Regions from separate parts of the Homo sapiens genome. Here region 2 is linked to region 1. Evidence: read pairs that join two places in POLR2A ChIA-PET (ENCODE). Cell type or tissue: OCI-LY7. All regions are shown on one strand. Each heading gives the region's core, and the rest is flanking DNA. Links, peaks and the distances in the headings are about the cores only. Region 1 overlaps CNOT4 (CCR4-NOT transcription complex subunit 4). Region 2 overlaps NUP205 (nucleoporin 205).

Region 1 (11,854 bases), core at 3,311-7,310:
CTGTGAAGTTCTTTTTATGCCAACCACTCTCCAAGGTTCTTTATATACAGTGTAGTATGTAACTCCTATAGATTTACTCTGGACATTGCCCTAGCCATTCTCCCTTCTCTCTGTATATCATCAATTTGTCTCTTCTGGATAATTCCTATCAATATACAAGCATACTGTTACTTTTTTCATCATAAAAATATCTTCCCTCAATTGCTCTTTCTTGCTCTCTTTCTGTAGAACCCCTTAAAGCATTGTCTAAATGCACTTGTCCTAATTTCTTTCTCATGTTCTCTCTTAAGCCTGTTCTAATCAGGCTTTGCCCCTACCACTGTGCTAAGATTGCTTTTGTTAATGTCTTCCAACAAATGACATTATTAAATCTAGTAGTCAGTTCTGTCATTATCTTGGGTGATGATCTACGTTTGACAAAGTTATTTTCTCCTTGTCTTTGATATACTTGTTTAACTTGCCTTTTAGGCTACTACATTTACTTGGTTTTCCTCAAAATTCATTGGCTGCTCCTCCTTAGTCTTCCTTAGTAGATTTTCCTTTTTGCCTACCTCTAAACATTGGAATATCCCAAGGCTCACTCCTTGGTTATCTTCTCTATCTATGCTCATTCCCTTAGCAATCTCTGTTAGTTTGGTGGCTTTGAATATTTTTCTCTCAAATGAATTTTTTCAGCCCAGATCTCTCTCCGTAACTCCTTATTTTTATATCCAGTTGCCTATGTTGAATGGCTCTTAAACATCTCACACTCAACATGTCCAAAATGGAATTCTTGCTTTTCCCTCCCAAACCTGCTCTCTCATACCTACTCTGTCCACATAGCCTTCCTCATCTCAGTTCTTGGCAGCTTTCCAGTTGCTCAGGCCAGAAACCTTGGAGTCATTCTTGACTCTTGCTGTCTTATCTTCTTATCCAACATTCATTCCTTCAGGAAGTTGTTGGCTGTAACTTTAAAACATATCCAGAATTCAACCAGTTTTCACTGTCTCCACAGCCACCATCATCTCTTGCTGGGTAATGGCAGCAGCCTTTTAACAGGTTTTCCTGCTTCTACCCTTGCCCTCTGTAGTCTGTTATTAACACAGCAGTCAAAAAGATCCTTTGAAAATTTAAGTCATATGGCAAGAGATTTTGTACTACATTTAAGAAGTTTCATGAGTTGATAAGATTAGAGATTGTTCTAGCCAATGATATTTTACTAAATCATGTCAGCCTTGAAGGCACATTTAAGGCAGGCTTTGAGTATGCTTGTTAGTGTGGGTGGGGAAGGAGTGGTCAGAGATGGTTCATAGCCTCCCTCTTTTCTCCTCACTAACACTTGTCTTTTCCACCATATGCACGAAAAGACATATTTGTTCCTGAGGAAATTAGAAAGGGAGGGCCTGAGTTGGTTGCTATTCCTGAAAGTTTCTTTGAATGGAATACTGGATCATCGTTTTTGAAGAGGTCTGTTGTTACTTCATTATTACCTCCTTTAGCAGCACCCTTGTTTTCCTCCAACCTCTGCCAAGATTAGTGTCCTGTGTCTACATTTGCCCCTTCTGTTTCTCATACTCCCAGATGGAAATATTATATTTCTTAGGACTTTTCGCTCTATTTGAATTAGTATTTTCTACTCGAAACCCTTCAGAAATCCTGAAATCCATTCTTATGCTTTCTGTGTGAGTTGGTTTTATGTTTGTTAATAATGTTTCAACAGAATGATAGTGGACATGATAGCAAAAGGGAAATTGATACTAATATGTAACGAAGAAATCGTATGTGAAATTGTGAAGAAAATGAACGATATTTTTATTGAGTACTTTGAAGGTACTTGTCATAAACTAACAATGCTAATGATTTCTAGAGGAGTTATATACTACACTGTATATAAAGAACCTTGGAGATTGGTTGGCATAAAAAGAACTTCACAGTTCATTTCTTTTATCTGTTTACATTCTTTTCTCTAGAGGCAAATGTTCTTTAATCAGTTTTCCTTTGATTCTCTTTCAGAGAGGCTCATGTAGTGGGATCAACAATCATATCACTGTTGTGGCATTGTATATATGTTAACTATTGATTTTGCATTCTTTTAGATTATAATATTTAATCTCTTGGTCTGAAGGTAGATATATTCCTGTTTTCTCAAGCTGTTTCTTAGACCTTTATTGTCCAGTATGGTACCCACTAGCCATATGGGACTACTGAGCACAGGAAATGTGGCTAGTCGGCCAGGCGCAGTGGCTCATGCCTGTAATCCCAGCACTTTTGGAGGTTAAGGCGGGCAGATCACACGAGGTCAGGAGTTCAAGACTAGCCTGGCCAACATGGAGAAACCCTATCTCTACTGAAAATACAAAAATTAGCTGGGTGTGGTTGTGGACGCCTGTAGTCCCAGCTACTCGGGAGGCTGAGGCAGGAGAATTGCTTGAGCTGGGGAAGCGGAGGTTGCAGTGAGCTGAGATCACGCCCTTGCACTCCAGCCTGGGGGACAGAGCGAGACTGTCTCAAAAAAAAAAAAAAAAAAAAAAAAGAAATGTGACTAGTCTGAATCAAGATTGTGCTAAGTGCAAAATACACACTGGAGTTAGAATCCTTAGTAACAAAATTTTATAAAATGTGTAAAATTTCTTATTAGTAATTTTAAAATATAGATTATATGTTGAGCTGATTTGTTGGGTTAAATAAAATTAATTTTACTTGTTTCTTCCTATTTTTTCTAAATATGGCTAGTGGAAAATGTAAAATTATATATGTGATTTACGTTATATTTCTCTTGGATAGTGCTGTCTTAAACTTATATTTCTCTTTGGCCCTAAAACTTCTGAAGTTGTTTTTAACTCTGTTAATGATCTGTTATATATTCACTAAAATATGATTTTGGTATTATGTATTATAAAATAATTTGTTTTTTTCTGAAGGAACAACTTTTATGTTTTTATCCTTCTTAGTCCTAACTTTGTCAAGTCTTGAGTTTTCTTTTTCCTTTTTTTAAAAACTCTTTGACTTTTGCCATACCTTACCCATGGTAGTACTACACAAGCATAACTTATTCTTTCTCTACATTGCTTGGGAGAATTTTGAAAAGGGAATTTGAAATTATGAGTATCAGAGTTGATCTTTTATTTGCTTTCCTTCTTAATATTAGGACTATTAATAATGATACATTCTATAATTCCTCCATGATAACATAATTTTAAAATTTAAAATAAAGGCAAATTTTATCAGGTAAAAAAGTGCATTGAAAAAGTTACATACGAGGAAAGAGATTTTTGTCTGCTTTAACATAAAACCCAGCAAATAAACAAAACACCTGCACTGACTCATTCTACTGGCACACATTTTGTACATTTTTATAAACTTAGACTCTAACAGCCACTATTAGCTTTTTTTCTTCAAAGATTTCAGTTTAGGCTGGGCACAGTGGCTCACGCCTGTAATCCTAGCACTTTGGGAGGCCGAGGCGGGCGGATCACTTGAGGTCAGGAGTTCAAGACCAGCCTGGCCAACACGGTGAAACCCCTTCTCTACTAAAAATATAGAATTTAGCTGGGTGTGATGGCATGTGCCTGTAGTGGTACGATTGTCTTGCCTCAGGAGGCTGAGAATCGTACCATTCAGTACCAGTCGTACCACTCAGGAGGCTGAGGCAAGAGAATCGCTTGAACCTGGGAGGTGAAGGTTGCAGTGAGTTGACATCATGCCACTCACTGCACTCCAGCCTGGGTAACAGAGCTCAAAAAAAGACTTAAGTTTATGGTTTTATTTATATTAATTTTTTTTTTGAAAAAAATCCTTGAAAACAAGATTTATGTAGAGTTTAAAGAATGCTTTTTTTTTCTTTTTTTTCTTCTTTGAGACGGAGTCTCGGAGTCTCACTCTGTCGCCCAGGCTGGAGTGCAGTGGCGCTATCTCAGCTCAGTGCAAGCTCCGCCTCCCAGTGGTTCTCACGCCATTCTCCTGCCTCAGCCTCCCGAGTAGCTGGGACTACAGGTGCCCGCCACCATGCCCGGCTAATTTTGTTTTTGTATTTTTAGTAGAGACGAGGTTTCACCGTGTTAGCCAGGGTGGTCTCGATCTCCTGACCTCGTGATCCGCCTGCCTTGGCCTCCCAAAGTGCTGGGACCACAGGCGTAAGCCACCGTGCCTGGCCTCTGTGCTCGAAAAGTATATTTTGAAAGTATTCCACAATCTAATATCAATTCTGATTTTTTTTTAAAAAGCAATGCATGAGATAATAGCAATTCATATTGCTACTATCAATGTACTAACAAAAGTGGCTTTGTTAGGCATTTGGAAATAATTTATTTACTGAAGAACTATTACTTTTATTGTTCTTACCGACTCGAAAGAGTCCATAATACCTGCTTAGGTACGGAAAATTAGACCTGGTGTGGTGACTCACATCTGTAGTCCCAGCACATTTTGGGGCCAAGGTGGGAGGATCACTTGAGCCTAGGAGTTCCAGACAAGCCTGGGAAACATACGGATACTGCATCTCTACAAAAAATTTACAAAAAAAAATTATCTGGGTGTGGTGGTGTATACCACCACCACTACTTGGGAGGCTGAGGTGGGAGGATTGCTTGAGTCTGGGAGATCAAGGCTGCAGTAAGCTGTGATGGCATCACTGCACTCTAGCCTGGGTGAGAGGGAGACCCTGTCTCCAAAAATAAGAAAAGAAAAGAAAATCATATAAAAGCACATTTACAGGAAGAGTATTAAAAAAAAAAAAGATTGGGCCAACAAGCTAAAACTTTTTTTTAAATGGTTGTAATTGAGAAAACATAGGTTTTATAAACAAGGACAATGAGAGCAAAAGATATCTAGGGTAGAAAAAGTAGAGATAATACAGATAATAGGAATTTGGGGATGTAAGAAAATAGCAAAGTCATAAAAGTTCACATTTTTGGATGCTTAATGGAAGGATAATCTTGACAGACTGAAACAAAAATTTTACTGCTTGTTAATTTTCTGGATCTTAGTACTCTTTACCTTTTTTATTTTTTTTATGCTTTGAGGATAGGACTGATTTCTGTTGGCTCTCTAGACCTAGATTTGGATTGATTCATAAACATTTCTTTAAAAAAAAGTGTTTTGTTTTGTTTTTGTCCTGTGACACAGCCTCAGGAGACTATTCTTATGTGCCCCAAAAGAACAATTTCTGAGTTCATCTGTGTTGTGTATATTAACTCTTTGTTCCTTTTTATTGCTGAGTAGTATTCAGTGGTGTGGGTATACCACAGTTTAGCTATTTACCCACTGAAGGACATTTTGGTTCTTTTCAGTTTCTGGCTCAACTAAAAGCTGTTATGAACATTTGTGTACATGTTTTCATATAACATAAGTTTTTATTTCTCTCAGATAAACGCCCAAGAGCAAAATTGCTGGGTCATCTGGTAAGTATGCATTTAGTTTTCAAAGAAACTGGTAAAGTATTTTCCAGTATGTGAGTACAATTTTGCATTCTCATAAGCATTAAATGAGTGGTCCAGTTTCTTTGTGTTCTAGCCAGATAGGGTGTTACCAGTTTTTTCATTGTAGTCATTCCAAGAGATCCGTAGTGATATTTTATTGTGGTGTTTTCTTGCATTCCCTAATGGCTAAAGATGTTCAACATTTTTTCATATGCTTATTGGCCTTTCGTAATTCCTTTTCAGTGAATTGTCTGTTTGTGTCTTTTGTCCATTTTCAAATTGGTTATCTTTACTGTTAGATTTTTTTTAATCTCTTGAGACTTTTCTAGATATCTCATTTTCTTCTCTTTCATTTTATTTTTATTTTTCTATTAAGTTATTGGGGTACAGGTGGTATTTAGTTAAGTTCTTTAGCGGTGATTTGTGAGATTTTGGTGAGTGCTTTATACAGTCTGGATACTAGTTCTTTGTCAGATATGTGGTTTGCTAGTATTTTCTCCCTGGTTTTAACTTGTCTTTTCATCCTCTTTGTAGGGTTATTCACAGAGTGAAAGTTTTTAATTTTGATGAGGTTCAGTATAGCAGTTCTTCCTTTTGTGGATCGTGCTTTTGGTGTCAAGTGTAACAACTCTTTACCTAGTGCCAATGCCTGAAGATTTTCTCTAAGTTTTTTCCTAAAAGTTTTATACTTTTACGTTTTACATTTAAGTGTGTGATAACATTTGGATCTAGTTTTTGTATAAAGTAAGTGGTTTAGGTTGATAACTCTTCCCCCTTCTTGTCCCGCTTCCCTTCCCCCTTCCCTTCTCCATCCATGGAAGTCGCATTGCTCTCGCACCATTTATTGGAAAGGCTGTCCTTCTTTTATTGAATTGCTTGTGCATCATTGCGAAAAATCATTTGGGCATATTTGTGTGGACACATTTCTGGGTTTTCTGTTCTGTTCTATTAGTCTATATGTCTCTTTCTTCATCAGTACCACAGTTTTAATTGCTGTAGCGGTATAGTTATCCTTAATATCGGGAGGCATAATTCTACTTGTTTTTTGTTTTCACAAAACTGCTTTAGGTCTCCTAGGACTTTTCCTTTCCATATAAATTTTAGAATATGTTTATCTATATCTACAGAAACAAAAAACCGCCAGCTGTGGTGGCTCAAGCCTGTAATCCCAGCACTTTGGGAGGCCGAGGCAGGTGGATCATGAGGTCAAGAGATCAAGACTATCCTGGCCAACATGGTGAAAGCCCGTCTCTATAAAAATACAAAAATTAGCTGGGTGTGGCGGCACGCACCTGTAATCCCAGCTACTCGGAAGACTGAGGCAGGAGAATCGCTTGAATCCGGGAGGCAGAGGTTGCAGTGAGCCAAGATCGTGCCACTGCACTCCAGCCTGGTGACAGAGCGAGACTCCATCTCAAAAAACAAACAAACAAACAAAATCCTTCCTAAGATTTTGCTAGGAATTGCATTATACTATACATCAATTTGGGGAGTATTGATATCTTTACTATGTTATATTTTCCCGTCAATGAACATAGTAAGTCTCTTCAGTTATTTAGATCTTTGATTTTACGTTAGCATTTTGTAATTTTCAGCATATAGATCCTGCATGTATTTTGTTAGATTTATACCTAACTATTTCATTTTCTTTGGAGCAATTGTGAATAGCATTGTATTTTAAATTTCAGCTTTCATGTTTATTAATATATGGAAATATGATTGATTTTTGATTTTTGATTTTTTTTTTTTTTTTGAGACAGAGTCTCACTCTCTTGCCTAGGCTAGAGTGCAGTGGCACAATCTCGACTCACTGCAACCTCCGCTTCCTGGGTTCAAGTGATGCTTGTGTCTCAGCCTCCCAAGTAGTTGGAATTACAGGTAACACCACCACACCCAGCTAATTTTTGTATTTTTAGTATAAATGGGGTTTCACCATGTTGGCCAGGCTGGTCGCAAACTCCTGGTCTCAAGTGATCTGCCCGACTCAGCTCTCAAAGTGCTGGGATTACAGGCACAAAATAAGACTGATTTTTGTATGTTGACCTTGCATCTTATAACCTTGCTAAACTTAATTATTTTGGGGGGATTTTTGGGTAGATTTCTTGGGATTTTCTAGATAGTCATGTCATCTACAAATGGGGACAGATTTTTTCTTCTGTTCTAGTCTGTTTGCCTTTTATTTTCTTGTGCTGGCTGGAATTTCCATAATTATGTTGGATAAGATTGGTGAGAACAGCCAATCTTGTTTTATACTTGAAGTTAGGGGAAAATATACTATTTTTCTTTTTTAAATTAAATTAATTTATTTATTTTGAGATGAGGTCCCACTCTGTCACCCAGGCTAGAGTGCAGTGGCAAGATCTCGGCCCACTGCTACCTTCGCCTCCCAGGGTCAAGTGATTCTTCTGCCTCAGCCTCTTGAGTAACTGGTACTATAGGCGCCTGCCACCACGTCTGGCTAATTTTTTGTATTTTTAGTAGAGACGGGGTTCTACCATGTTGGCCAGGCTGGTTTCGGACTCCTGATCTCAAGTGATCCGCCTACCTTGGCCTCCCAAATTGGTGCTAGGCTTACAGGCGTGGGCCACCACGCCTGGCCTAGCTATAGGTTTTTTTGTAGATGTTCTTTGCCAAGTTGAGGAAGTTCTTCTCTATTCCCAGTTTGCTTAGAGTTTGGTTTTGTTTTGTTTTTGAGACGGGGTCTCACTCTGTCATCCAGGCTGGAGTGCAATGGTGCAGTTTCGGCATACTGCAGCCTCAACCTTAAGTGATCCTCCTACCTCAGCCCCCCGAGTGGTTGGGACTACAGGCATGTGACACCTTGTCCGGCTAATTTTTGTATTTTTTGTAGAGACGGGGTTTCCTCATGTTTTGCAGGCTGGTCTCAACTTCTCGGCTGAAGCAATCTGCCCTCCCTGCTCTCCCAAAGTGCTGGGATTACAGGCATGAACCACCGCACCTGGCCTGCTTGGAGTTTTTTTTAATATCATGAATTTTGTCAAATGCTTCTGTCAATGATATGATCATGTGATTTTTCTTCTTTAGCCTTTTGATATGGCAGATTACATTATTTTTCAAATGTTGAACCAGCCTTGCATACCTGGAATAAATCCCATTTGGTTGTGGTTTGTAATTTTTTAATATATTGCTTTATTTTTATTTTTTTTTTTGAGACAAAGTCTTAAACTGTCACTCAGGCTGGAAGGCAGTGGCATGATTATGGCTCACTGTAGCCTTGACCTCCTGGGATCAAGCAATCTTCCCACCTCAGCCTCCAGAGTAGCTGGGAGTACAGGCATGTGGCAGCTGATTTTTTTTTTTTTTTTAAATTTTTTTGTAGAGATGGGGTTCCACTATGTTACCCAGGTTGGTCTCAAATGCCAGGGCTCAAGCAGTCCTCCTGCCTTGGCCTCCCAAAGTACTGAGAAAACAGGCATGAGCCACTGTTCACAGACTAGATTTTATTTGCTAATATTTTGTTCAGGATTTTTCATCTACTTTTTTTTTTTTTTTTTTTTTTTGATATGGAGTCTCGCTCTAGTTGCCCAGGCTGAAGTGCATTGGCATGGTCTCAGCTCACTGCAACCTCCACTTCCCAGGCTCAGGAGATTCTCCTGCTTCAGCCTCCTGAGTAGCTGGGATTACAGGCACCCACTACCATGCCTGTCTAATTTTTGTATTTTTACAAAATTAGAGACAGGGTTTCACCACGTTGGCCAGGCTGGTCTTGAACTCCTGACCTCAGGTCATCTGCCTGCCTTGGCCTCCCAAAGTGCTGGGATTACAGGCGTTAGCCACTGTGCTCGGCCTTTCATCTACTTTTATGAGAGGTATTGGTCTGAAGTTTTTCTTTCTTTCTTTCTTCTCTCTCTCTTTTTTTTCCTTTTTTTGTGATATCTTTGTCTGGTTTTGATACCTGGCTCTCTGGACCACCGGATTTCTTTCTTTCTTTTTTTGATACAGGGTCTCGCTCTGTCAGCCAGGTTAGAGTGCAGTGGTATGATCACAGCTCATTGCTCCACCTCCCAGGTCCAAGCGATCCTTTCACTTTAGCCTCCTGAGTGGCTGGGATTACAGTTGTGTACCACCACACCTGACCGATTTTTAATTTTTTTTTGTTTACAGGGTCTCTGCATGTTGCCCAGGCTGTTTTTGGACTACTGGGCTCAAGCAACCCTCCTGCCTTGGCCTCCCAAAGTGCTGGGATTACAGGCATGAGCCACCACACTCCTAGGATTTCTTTATTGGGAGCTTTTAAACTATGAATTCAGTTTCTTTAATTTTTTAGATTGATGCATAATATCATATATTTATGGAGTACATGTGAGTATTATATGCATAGAATGTGTAATGATCAAGTCAGGGCATTTGAGGTATCTATCACCTTTAATATTTATTATTTGTGTTGGGAACATTTAAAATTCTTTCTTCTAGCTACTTTGAAATACACAGTACTTTGTTGCTGACTATAGTCACCAGTACTCTGCTATTGAACATTAGAAGTTATTTCTTCTATTTGACTGTATATTTTGTACTCATTAACCAACTTCTCTTTATCCCCTCTCACCCACCCACCCTCTGCAGCCTCTAGTATCTATAATTCTATTTGCTACTTCTATAAGATTAACTCTTTTAGTTTCTACATATGAGTGAGAACATGCAGTATTTGTCTTGCTGTGCCTGGCTTATTTCACTTAATATAATAACCTCCAGCTCATCTATGTTGCTGCAAATGACATGATTTCATTCTTTGAATGCCAAATCCATTGTGTATATATACTACATTTTCTTTATTTCATCTGCTGATGGACACTTAAGTTGGTTCTTTGTCTTGGCTGTTGTGAATAGTGCTGCAATAAACACATGAGTGCAGGTATCCCTTTGATACACTGATTCTTTTCTTTTGTATAAATACAGTGGTGGGATTGCCAGATCATATGATAATGATACTTTTAGTTTTTTGAGAATTCTCCATACTGTTTTTCATAGTAGTTGTATGGATTTACATTCCCACCAACAGTGTTTAAGAGTTCTCTTTTTCTCTGCATGCTTGCCAGCATCTGTTATTGTGTGTGTGTCCGTGTGTTTTAAGAAATATCCGTTCTAACTGGGGTAAGATAATATCTCATTGTGGTTTAGAATTGTATTTCCCTGATGATTAGTGATGTTGAACATTTTTTTCATATACTTGTTGGCCATTTTTATGTCTTTTAAGAAATGTCTATTCATGTCCTTTGCCCACTTTTTAATGGGATTATCTGTGTTTTTTTTAATGGTTTGAGTTTCTTGTATATTCTGGATATTAGTCTCTTGTCACATTAATAGTTTGCAAATATTTTCTCTCATTCAACAGGTTATCTCTTCATTATGTAGATATTCCCTTTGCTGTACAAAAGCTTTTCAGTTTAATATAGTCCCATTTGTCTATTTTTATTTTTGTTGTCTGAGCTTTTGAGGTCTTAGCCATAAAAATCTTTGCTTAGACCAATGTCTTGATGTGTTTTTTTTTTTTCCAGTTTTATATTTTTGGTCTTACGTTTAAGTCTTTAATCCATCTTGACTATTTTTTTAATATGGTGAGAGAGAGAGAGATCCAGTTTCATTTTTTTTTTTTTTTTTGCATATAGATATCCAGTTTTCCCAGCACAAATTAGCCTGTCCTTTCTTCAGTGTATGCTCTTGGCACTTATATTGAAAATTAGTTGTCTCTAAATATGTGGAATTACATGAATTAAGTGGATATATATGATTTAGGAATTGTATATTAAGCTTATAGCCAGGAACAAAATGGAAGGAACATTTGTATTCCTAAAAGACATTTCATGGGACACAGATGAATGCCTCTGCAATGGTTCTAATAGGAATTTGAAACTGCAATGAGCTATGTCATGCCACTGCACTCCAGGCTGGGCAACAGAGCAAGACCTCATCTCTTAAAGAAAAAAATACAACATTTCCAGAATCTGCATTTTTGACAAGACTGTGTGATCAAGTTTGGTAGGCACTGGTTTGAAGGGAAGTTAATCAAATAGGACTGTATGTAAGTTGAATTGTAGATGAGAGAAATTATGGTAAGGAGTCAGTTCAGATTCCTTTATTTCCTATATTAGTAATCCACTTGAAGTGGAGACCAAAGGGTATATAAAAAGAGAATTCTTAAATAAATAAGTGAGATTTAATGACTAGGATTTAGAGAATGGAGGAGAGTGCTATATCAATGATTATGATCAAGTTTTGGCACTGGGCAACTGAAAACTTAGTGGACCAGTGACAAGAAATCAAAACCCTAGGTGGCATAAAAAGCCGTGGTGGTTATTCTTTACTCCCAGACTACTAGAAATTATTGTTAACAGAAAATCAGCATAATAATAACACTGGAGAAAATCTTGAAAAAGGAATTTAGAAAAACTCATAATTTCAAAATCCTAAAATAAGCAGCATTTTTTGCAAGTTATCTT
Region 2 (11,854 bases), core at 497-4,496, 87 kb before region 1:
GCCGCCTAGGTTCAAGCAATTCTCCTGCCTTAGCCTCCTGAGTAGTTAGGATTACAGGCACTTGCCATAGCACCCAGCTAATTTTTGTATTTTTAGTAGCGATGGCATTTCACCATGTTGACCACGCTGGTCTTGAACTCCTGACCTCGTGATCCACCTGCCTTGGCCTCCCAAAGTGGTGGGATTACAGGTGTGAGCCACCACGCCTGGCTAAGTTTCACTTTTTTTTTAAGAGTACTTTGCCTATAGTTTCAGTTTCATTTCCTAAAGCTTTCTTTTCCCCTTACTGCAACTACTCCTCCACTCTACTCCTTTCTGTTCCCCAAATTCATCACCTTGCTTCACCCTCTTGCACAGGCAATTTCTTCTGCCTGGATGCCCTTCATCCTCCCAAATAACCACCTATTCCACCTGATGTATGCTTACTCATTTTGCAACATCTACCTTAAACTTCATGATGTTGTTAAGAGTTCTCTGTACAATCAAGGTCCATCTAATACCATCTCTAAATCTCTGGACCATCTCTAAATCTTGCACAAAACTGCATTAATTGTACTTAATTGTGTCAAAATATTTGTTTCCACATCATTCTCAATTATTAGAATATGAGCGTATTTACACTAGTTGAGATTTTATTCATCTTTATATCACTGGAGTGATATAATTAACACCATGCCTGGCACATGGTAGGTATAGAAGAAATGTTTGTTAAATGAAAGTTCCGAGTTAAACTCAAAACTCAAGCATGTCTAGTGAACATCCCCCTCATTCTCAATATCATACTTCTTTTAGTGCAGGCTTAGGTCAAAAAGGATTTTGGTAGCCATATATTATCTTTAGACATATTAAACTTTTGTTCAACTAACATGCCCATATTTTCTTCAAATGGCTCCTCCATTATAATTAAAACAAACTGCTTATAGTATAGAAATTTTTCTCTCTTTTCTCTACACAGCAGCCAGAGAAATAATTTCAGAGTTAGAATGAATTATGTAATGTCTCTGCTTAAAGCCCTCATCAACAACTTTCTATTGCAATTAGAATAAAATCCAAATACCTTTCATTATCATGCAAAATCAAACATGCTCTGATTCCTGCTGTATCTGCATCTTCCTTTGCTCTCCCTCTCATTTATGATGCTCTAGCCACAATGATCTTTTTATCCTTAAACACGCCTTTATTCCCACCTCAAGCACTGGCTGCTTGCTCTCCCCGGAAAAGCCTTACCCAATAGGTCTGGGTGGCTGGCACCTTCTCATCATTTGGGTCTCAAGGCAAATGACACCATCTTAGAGAGGCCTTCTCTACGGATCCTACTTAGAGTTGCACTAGCCAGCCTCCACCTCTCTATATCTCACTGCTTTATTTTATTTTCTTCCTAGTACTCTGTATTATTGAAATCATCTTATTTTTTACCTACTCATGCATTATCTGAATTACTCTCTCAAAAAGAAATTCCAAAAAAGTGGTGACCTTACCTGCCTACTCACTGACAGTAAGTGCTTTGTGCTATAAAATTTCTGAGATGTCTTTAACAATTCTGATCACTAAACTGAAGCCTTCCTTCCAATCAAAGGTTAAGAAAGGATAGCCGGGCATGGTGGCACATGCCTGTAATCTCAACTACTCGGGAGGCTGAGACATGAGAATCACTTGAACCCGGTAAGTGGAGGTTGCAGTGAGCCGATATCATGCCACTGCACTCCAGCCTGGGCAACAGAGCGAGACTCTGTCTCAAAAAAAAACAACAAAGATTAAAAAAGGAAATATTTTGAATATGGTTTTACCAAACTGCAGCCTTAGAAACTATGATAGAATCTAAACAATAAACTATTTTAAACTATGAGTGATTTTATAATTTTGCATTATTTTACCACTGTTTCAGTTAAATGTCAACCTACCAGCAAGAAGAAGCTCAACAGCTGCCAATTCTCCAATATCAAAAAGGTCACTGAGAATAAAGGCTTCTTTAATGAGCTGTTCAGGAAGAAGTCGAGTTCCCTGTTGACCCTGAATGGCGACTCCCTCTGTACTGGCTTTCTGAACCTTCTCATGCTGTTGAACATTTTTTGGCTACAATGATAAAATTGTAATTGTTATGAAAATAGCACACTGGAGACAAGGTCCCAAAGTGTTACCTACAGAAGCTTATTCATGATAATTCAGCCTGGTAACATGACAAACAGAAGTATTTCTTATCAGCTAATTTAGAACAGACTTTTATGAAGTAATATTTTGCATAACCTTAAACTTTTTATTCCAATACTACCTTCTCAATAACTGTGACTGCTAAACTCTGATCTGAAAAATTTGGAGAAAATATACAAAATAGCATACTATTTTTCAAGTTTCTACAGAACTTTTCAATTACATAATAAATAAAAATAATAAGGTCTTCAAATGGTACATAACAAATGGATATATGAACTGTTTAATTACTTAGCAGAGCAAGTAACAGTTTATTAATGTTATATAAAATGTAGTCTTATTTCCTAAAAGATAATTTGGTGCAAATATTTAACATATGACGTACAGTACAGAATTAGCTGATAGATCATACATCTAAAGTTTCGGAACTTAAAGGTTACACATTGGTCATTGAATCTAGCTCCTCTATTGCAGACAGAAAAACCGACATCCAGCTAAGTCAGGTAACTTGTCTGTGGTCATAAAACTCTCTAGTGGTACAGCCAAGACTGGAAATCAGCTCAACTGGTTCCCAGGCTGGGGTTCTTTCTACTAAAGAAAGCAAAAAAAAAGAAAAAAAAAGAAAAAAAAAAAAAAGCTAAAAAGCAAAAAGCCATTTCTGGTAACACAATCCTATAAATAGTTCTTGGATGGCTTCCTTGCTGTATATAAAAGAAAAGTGCCAGACTGGGCGTGGTGGGTCATGCCTATAATCCTAGCACTTTGAGAGGCTGAAACAGGCAGATCACTTGAGGCCAGGAGTTCAAGACCAGCCTGGCGAACGTGGTGAAACCACGTCTCTAATACAAAAAAATTAGCTGGACATGGTGGCAGGCGCCTGTAATCCAGCTACTCTGGAGGCTGAGGAAGGAGGATTGCTTGAACACGGGAGGGAGGTTGCAGTGAGCCAAGATCGCACCGCTGCACTCCAGACTGGACGACAGAGTGAGACTCTGACACACAAACACATACACGCAAAGGAAAAGTGCCAAACAACAAGAAAAGCATTTTCCAAGTTTGAATCCCCTCCACTAAAGTACCCTATTGCTATTGCAAAGAATTTCAAGATGCAGAAATTAAAAATACTCAAGAATTAATTCATTCCATTAACACAACTTACATAATACTATAAACTACTATAAAATAATACTTAAAATTTTAACGTACATCTGGAAATAAACAAAATAATCAATCTTACCAAGCATAGATGTATTACTAACTAGAGGTCAGAAATTCTAAGGCAGTTAATATTTCTGGAATATACTAAATTTCTTAAATAGTCTTCAAATATTATTAAGTTTATCTCCTAGCTAGAAATAAACATAATATTAACTTCTATAGAGAATAACATTGCTCCTAAGAAAAATTCCATTAAAATCACAGCAGGGCACAGTGGCTCACGTCTATAATCCCAACACTTTTTGAGACCAAGGCAGGAAGATCACCTGAGGCCAGGAGTTCAAGACCAGCCTGGGCAACATAGCAAGACCCTATCTCTAAAAAAAATTAGCTGGGCACGGTGGCACACACCTGTAGTCCCAGCTACTTAGGAGTGAAGAGCCAGGAAGAACGCTTGAACCAGGAGTTTGAGGCTATAGTGAGCTATAATCAGGCCACTTCACTCCAGTCTGGAGGACAGAGCAACACCCTGTCTTTAAAAAATATCTAGAAAAGAAAATCATTGAATCACTGGAGTGAGACAGGTGACATGTTTTTGTTACGTACATTAAGAGTTTACTTGCAAGGACCTACTATTTGATAGCACGACAGGGTGATAGCCAATAATAATTATACATTTTAAAATAACTAAGAGTGTAAATGGATTGTTTGGAAAACAATGGATAAATGCTTGAGGGGATGAATGACTCCCCATTCTCCATGATGTGATTATTTCACACTGCATGCCTGTATCAAAACATCTCACGTACCTCATAAATATATACATCCTTTATGTGCTCACAAAAATTAAAAATTAAAAAAAGTTTTTAAGATAGTTTTTGCAGCTGGCATGGTGGCTCACGTCTGTAATCCCAGCACTTTGGGAAGCTGAGGCAGGAGGATCACTGAGGCCAGAAGTCCAAGACAAGCCTGGGCTACAAAGTTAGACCCTGTCTTTTTTTTTTTTTTTAAGCGTTTAGGGGTACATGTCATCAGGACCTCATGAGACTGTGGCACAGTAAATAAATTTCTGAAAAAAATTTGAAAATTAAAAAAAAAAGAAAAGAGTTTACTTCCTTCCTCGATCTTAAAAAAAAAAAAATCCCAAAAAAACTGAAAAAGAAAATTTCTTACCGGATTTTTGAACAATGAGATGAAGTCAGGTTTGTGTTTCTTCAAAATCTTATCAAGAAGGTGAACAGCTTCAGGTTGTCTTCTCCAAAGAGCATTTCCCACTTTATGCCAAATGTCTTTGTAAGGACCCCATAGACTAGCAGCTTAAAGAAAAAATAAATGAAACCACCGTCAAAGAAAACATACACTTGAAAAATAATGTGAGGTTACCATCCACACATTTTAGTTACACCCACAGCTACTTTTTAATCTAGGAAGTTATCTTAATTAATATAATTATCAATTATATTATAAATATTATAATTAGTATGTTACATTAACTATATTATATTAATATATTATATATAAATATATAATATATAATATATTACATATATTTTATATTTATATATAATATATGTAATATATAATATATAATTTATATATTAATATAATTAATATATATTAATATAATATATAAATATAATTAATATATATTAATATAATATATAAATATAATTAATATATTAATATAATATATAAATATAATTAATTATATTAATATAATTAATTATATTAATATAATTAATATATATTAATTATATTAATATAATAAATGATTGCTAATTATATAAATATCAATGTTGTAACTGATTAAGAGACACTAATATAAAAGCATAGTTTATTAAAATTCTCAAGCAATGATATAAACACATCACTTTATCTGACTTACTATAAAATAAATCCTGACTTTAGGTAGGCACAATGGCTCACGCCTGTAATCCCAGCACTCTGGGAGGCCAAGGCGGACAGATTACCTGAGGTCAGGAGTTTGAGACCAACCTGGCCAACATGGTGAAACCCCGTCTCTACTAAAAATACAAAAATTAGCCGGGTGTGGTGGTGCGCACATGTAGTCCCAGCTACTTGGGAGGCTGGGACAGGAGAAATCACTCGAACCCAGGAGGCGGAGGTTGCAGTGAGCCAGGATCGTGCCACTGCACTCTAGCCTGGCCGACAGGATCAAAACCCCATCTCAAAAAAAATTTAAAAATTAAATAAATAAATAAAATAAATCCTGACTTTAAATTGGAATATCAGCTGAACCTAGTTTTACCACTTCATTAGCTATGTCTACTGGAACAAGGGAAATAACCTCTTTAAACTTCAGTTTCTCTCTCTCTCTCTCTCTCTCTCTCTCTCTCTCTCTCTCTCTATATATATATATATATATATATAAAACATAAACACCATCTGCTTCAAAGAGCTGTAAGTTTTTCAAATGAGATAAACTAAGGAAAACACACAGTCCAGTGCCTTTCATATCATAGGCACTCAATAAAGGTAAGTGCCTTTCCTTCCTTTCCTTCTTGTCATCCAGATGAAAAGCAGCAGTAGGGAAATAACTCAGAATTTATAAAACTTAGAAGCTGAAAATGTACTTTGGGCTGAGACACTGGCTATTATAAAACAGCATAGAAATACAGAATACTTTTATAAACTCATATAAAAAGGATCACATTTTAATTGATAAACATGATAACAGTAAGTAATAATGACTAAACTTGTGCTGTGTGCTACTAAGCATGGCCCTAAGCTCTTTACATGTATGATTATGTCTTAACAACACCCTATGAGGTTAGCACTATGGCTTCCTCCATTTTATAAATATGGAAACTGAGGCAGAGAGGTCAAAATATTCACCACCTGAGGTCACACTAGATAATGTCAGAACTTAAGCCCAAGCAGTCTGGGCATCAGAGTGTGCCCTAACCAGTAAATTGTACTTTCACCATAATTTACTGGAAAGTAAATGACACATTTATACTATAATACATAATACTTAAAAAGTGAAAGTGTTTGGGAAGAATTTAGGTATTTCAAAAATAGTACTAAGGCCGGGCACGGTGGCTCACGCCTGTAATCCCAGCACTTTGGGAGGCCAAGGCGGGCGGATCACCTGAGGTCAGGAGTTTGAGACCAGCCTGGCCTACATGGTGAAACCCCATCTCTACTAAAATATACAAAAAATTAGCCAAGCGTGGTGGCACGCGCCTGTAATCCCAGCTACTCAGGAGTCTGAGGCAGGAGAATTGCTTGAACCCAGGAGGCGGAGGTTGGAGTGAGCCGAGATCGTGCCATTGCACTCCAGCCTGGCAACAGAGTGAGACTCCATCTCAAAAAATAAAAAATAAAAAATTTAAACTCCATAAATGAACAGTAAAGTATCAAAGAAGATAAGACAAACAATCTTTGTCTTACAGCTCACCAGTTGGGGAGATAAAATGTACATAAGTGAAATATTCCAGTAAAGGAATATGATTGTTGGCACAAACAATAAAATAATTTCAAAAGATCAAACTGATGGTCAGAGTTGGCTAAGGAATGGCTGCACTTGTGCAGCATTTGAAGGATGAGGAAAATCTGGGCAACAAACATCAGCCAAGAACAAGTGTGAGCAAAGGATCAGAGACAGGTGTGAAAGCATGAAAGAGAATTCAGAGCAGTAGCAAGATTAAAGAGGTAGGAGTAGTGCTTTCAAACTTTGACTATAATCCACAGTAAGAAATATTTCACATTTCAACCCAGTACACATGTATATACAAAACTGGAACAAAAGTATTATATAAAATACTAAAATTCAGGCTGGCTCTCACCTATAATCCCAGCACTTTGGAAGGCCGAGGCGGGCAGATCACTTGAGGCTAGGAGTTCGAGACCAGCCTGGCCAACATGGTAAAAACCTGTCTCTACTAAAAATACAAAAATATTAGCCAGGAGTGGTGGCGCACACCTGTAATCCCAGGTACTCGGGAGGCCAGGAACCAGAATCGCTTGAACCTGGGAGGTGGAGGTTGCAGTGAGCCAAGATCACGCCACTGCACTCCAGCCTGGGTGACAGAGTGAGACTCTGTCTCAACAACAACAACAATAAAAAACTAAAATTAATTCATTTATTATATTCAATGCCCTATGATATTTTGTGTTCTGTCCCATTTTTGGTGAGGGGCCCACTAAATTGATTTTATCTTTATTGTTTTTAAGATGCAGTCTCACTCACTCTGTCACCCAGGCTGGAGTGCAGTGGCACAATCTCCGCTCACTGCAACTTTCACCTCCTGAGTTCAAGTGATTCTCCTGCCTCAGCTTCCTGAGTAGCTGGGATTACAGGCGTGCCACCACGCCCGTCTAATTTTTGTATTTTTATTAGAGATGGGGCTTCACCATTTGGCCAGGCTGGTCTTGAACTCCTGGCCTCAAGCAATCTGCCCACCTCGGCCTCCCAAAGTGCTGGGATTACTGGCATGAGCCACGGCGCCCGGCCCCTACTAAACTGATTTTAGACTCACCATTTAAAAAATATGACTCTAAAGCCAAAGGTTTCTGTTTGGAAATAAGCAGATAAGGTACTCATATGTGTTTAGACTCTGAAGGAAAAACTGGTCAAAACCAATTACTCAACAGATGAAACTTAGAACTAACTATAGCCTAAACATTAAAGACTGTAAACAGGGTAAACTGTTGAGAAAACCCAAATCCAAATAAAGTTACCAGGATATAAGAACAACATGAAAGATAACTGTAATGTAATTAAATACATTATAACTCAATGAACAACGTCAGATGACGCAATGTAATTTAAAAACATTTTTTTTTTGAGACAGGGTCTCACTTTGTCACCCAGGCTGGAGTACAGTGGTGCCATCTCAGCTCACTGTAGCCTCAACTTCCTGGGGTCAAGAGATACTGCCCCCCTCAGCCTCCTGAATAGCTGGGACTACAGGTATGCAACCACACCCACCTAATTTCTGTTTGTTTGCTTTTTTTTTTTTTTTTTTTTTTGGTATAGACAGGGTTTCACCATGTTGTCCAGGCTTGTCTCAGACTCCTGGACTCAAGCAATCTACCCTGCCCACCTTGGCCTTCCCAAGTGCTGGGATGAAAGGCATGAGCCACTGCACCCAGCCTGAAAAAAAAATTTTTTAAAGGGAGATGTGCAGGGAGAGGACGGACTAAACCAGTGGAGATGGATTATTTATTCATACTTTCATTCACTATCAAATATTTACTGAGGGACCATATATACATATATATATATATATATATATATATATATATATATATATATATATATATATACACACATAGACTGAGCAAGACAGACAGAATCCCAAGCCTCATGGAACTTACAAATTGATAAGACTGACAGACATTAAACAAAGAATTCCAGGCCGGGTGCAGTGGCTCACACCTGTAATCTCAGCACTTTGGGAAGCCGAGGTGGGCCGATCACGAGGTCAGGAGTTCGAGACCAGCCACCTGGCCAATATGGTGAAACCCCATCTCTACTAAAAATACAAAAATTAGCCAGGCATGGTGGTGCGCACCTGTAGTCCCAGCTACTCGGGAGGCTGAGGCAGAAGAATTGCTTGAACCTGGGAGGCAGAGGTTGCAGTGAGCCGAGATTGCGCCACTGCGCTTCAGCCTGGGCAACAGAGCAAGACTCCGTCTCAAAAAACAAAACAAAACGAAAAAACAAATAATTCCAAAGATATCAGTATAATAAAAGATATGATGAAGTACAACGGGCTATGAGAGTACATGAAAGAAAGAGCCTAAACTAATCTGAAGATTAGGGAAGGATGCAAAGCGTCAGGTCTTTGATGTGGGGATGTGAGGAATCTGCATGTCTAGATCTTCCTTACATAGACAGATCATCCAATTCCCTGCTTTGCTTCTCCTGCTTTAGTCCCACACTTTCCAATCTTCTGATTAAAAATATAGCTCGACATATAAATTTCTAGCATGAAGGATGTGTTGACAAGGCAACATGAGTACCTATGCAGACATACTTCCCATTAAAGAGCAATAACTGGCAGACAGGGGTGGTGGCTCATCCGTGTAACCCCAGCACTTCGGGAGGCCAAGGCTAGGAGTTCAAGACCAGTCTGGCCAACATGATGAAACTCCGTCTCTACTAGAAATACAAAAATTAGCCAGGTGCAATGATGCACACCTGTAAATCCAACTACAAGGAGGGTTGAGGCACAAGAATCTCTTGAATCTGGGAGGCAGAGGTTGCAGTGAGCCGAGATCACACCACTGCCATCCAGCCTGGGCAACACAGCAAGCCTCTGTCTCAAAAAACAAATAAATAAACAAATAAAATAAAAAAGAGCAATAACTGGCATACTGGTTTATGTATCTGTCTTTTCTGAATTTGATTAGAGAATAATCAATGAATGGGACCTAATCAACTCTGGATACACTGAAAAAAATCAGATTTCTCTGCCTGCCAAAATGAGGACCTAGATCCTGGTGACTAGATGACTTCCCTCAGGATCATTTTCTTGGCCCTCTCTCTAACTGCAAAGGATAGAGTAGGTTTCAGCCTTGGATTCCAGGGCCATGATGGAATTTTTCCTATTAGTAAATGGCAAAGTTTCCAGTAGCAGATGACAAAATGAAACTGGCATTGTAGGAAAATGGTGTTCTAGTGTGGTTGATGGACTAGAACAGGCAGTGTCAGGAAACAAGGATAAGAGGTAAGTAAGCCACTTATAAGAAAATGGAACCGGGAGGCCAAGGTGGGCAGATCACCTTAGGTCGGGAGTTCGAGACCAGCCTGATCAACATAGAGAAACCCCATCTCTACTAAAAATACAAAATTAGCCAGGCATGGTGGCAGGTGCCTGTAATCCCAGCTACTCGGGAGGCTGAGGCAGGAGAATAGCTTGAACCCTGGGAGTGGCGGTTGCAGTGAGCCGAGATCACACCATTGCACTCCAGCCTGGGCAACAATAGCGAAACTCCATCTCAAAAAAAAAAAAATAAGAAAATGGAACCTAAACTAGGATGAGGGCAGTACAGGAGGAAGAAAAGGTCTGTTAGTAACAGAAAGGACTCAGAATTGGTCATCAAATGGCACATGGTATAAAGGGAAGGTATTAATGATGACTCCTATGCAAATCTGAAATATACCTTACCACAGACATTTCAGAAATCTGATAAAGTGCTGACAAAAGTTAATTTTCTCTCCCTCATTTTAAATATTAATATACAGTAGGACCTCTGAAAAACCAATAAATTTCCTTGTACTATACATATTTAGTGTAATAAGCTCAGTGAATGGTAGAGAAAAATCCAATTTTTCCCCCAATAATGGTAGGCATCCAATTAAAGATCAAAACTCTACAATAGGCCGGCTGCAGTGGCTCACACTTGTAATGCCAGTACTTTGGGAGGCCAAGGCGGGCAGATCACTTGAGGTCAGGAGTTCGAGACCAGCCTGGCCAAAATGTCAAAACCCTGTCTCTACAAAAAATTTTTAAAAAGTAGCCAGGCATGGTGGCGTGCACCTGTAATCCCAGCTACTCAGGAGGCTGAGGTGGGAGAATCGCTTGAACCTGGAGGCAGAGGTTGCAGTGAGCCAAGAGCGCACCACTGCACTCCAGTCTGGAAGACAGAGTGAGACTCCATCTCAAAAAACAAACAAACAAAAAAACTCAACAATAAAAAAACAGGTTCACTGGCCTACTTAGTTCGTCATTAATATCAACATAGCATCAAAGGGCCAGGCAAGGTGGCTCGCACCTGTAATCCTAGCACTTTGAGAGGCTGAGGTAGGCCTCCCAAGCAAGGTTCAAGGAGCTTAAGTGCAGGAGTTCAAGACCAGCCTGGGTCACATGGCAAAACCCTGTCTCTATTTAAAAAAAAAACAGGCCGGGCGTGGTGACTCATGCCTGTAATCCAGCACTTTGGGAGGCCGAGGTGGGCAGATCACAAGGTCAGGAGTTCAAGACCAGCATGGCCAACATGGTGAAACCCTGTCTCTACTAAACACACACAAAAAAATTAGCTGGGCATGGTGGCTAACACCTGTAATCCCAGTTACTTGGGAGGCCGGGGCAGGAGAATTGCTTGAACCCAGGAGGCAGAGGTTGCAGTCACCTGAGATCATGCCATTGCACTCCAGCCTGGGTGACAGGGCAAGACTCCGTCTCAAAAAAAAAAAAAAAAAAATAGCTGGGCATGGTGGCTTGTGCCTATAGTCTCAGCTACTCATGAGGCTGAAGTGGGAGGATCACCTGAGTCTCAGAGGGTAGAGGCTGTAGTATGCCATGACTGAGCCACTGCACTCCAGCGTGGGCAACAGAGTGAAACCTCGTCTCAAAGAAGAAAAAGAAAAAAAAAACACCAAAGGTAGCCGCAACAAAGAGTTATCTTCAATCTGTCTTGAGTTTGACCAATTTCAGTAAACACCTTTTTTTTGTTTGTTTTTTGTGACAGGGTCTTGCTGTCACCCAGGCTGGAGTGCAGTGAGGCAATCACAGCTCATTACAGCCTCAAACTCCTGGGCTCAAGCAACCTCCTGCCTCAGCTTCTCTAGTAGCTA

The links. ChIA-PET counts read pairs that join two places held together with the same protein. Peaks named below come from ENCODE experiments on the same cell type or tissue, not always from the same donor. Only the 100,000 strongest peaks of a DNase experiment are listed, where the experiment ranks them.
Region 2: POLR2A ChIA-PET joins it to region 1 with 5 read pairs; 3 of 35 experiments call an interaction of 5 or more read pairs at or near these places.

Annotation. Positions count from the first base shown.
Region 1 is chr7:135,480,050-135,491,903 of GRCh38, reverse strand. The region is part of intron 1 of CNOT4 (CCR4-NOT transcription complex subunit 4); the gene reads left to right. Among named protein-coding and RNA genes, the nearest start is that of CNOT4, 24 kb to the left of the region's middle. In OCI-LY7, for the core only: no CTCF peak of the experiment used is centred there; no DNase peak of the experiment used is centred there.
Region 2 is chr7:135,563,873-135,575,726 of GRCh38, reverse strand. It overlaps NUP205 (nucleoporin 205), which reads right to left. Exons shown (of 43, transcript NM_015135.3): 2 at 4,480-4,622; 3 at 1,902-2,073. Among named protein-coding and RNA genes, the nearest start is that of NUP205, 12 kb to the right of the region's middle. In OCI-LY7, for the core only: no CTCF peak of the experiment used is centred there; no DNase peak of the experiment used is centred there; H3K27ac peaks cover 1,700 bases.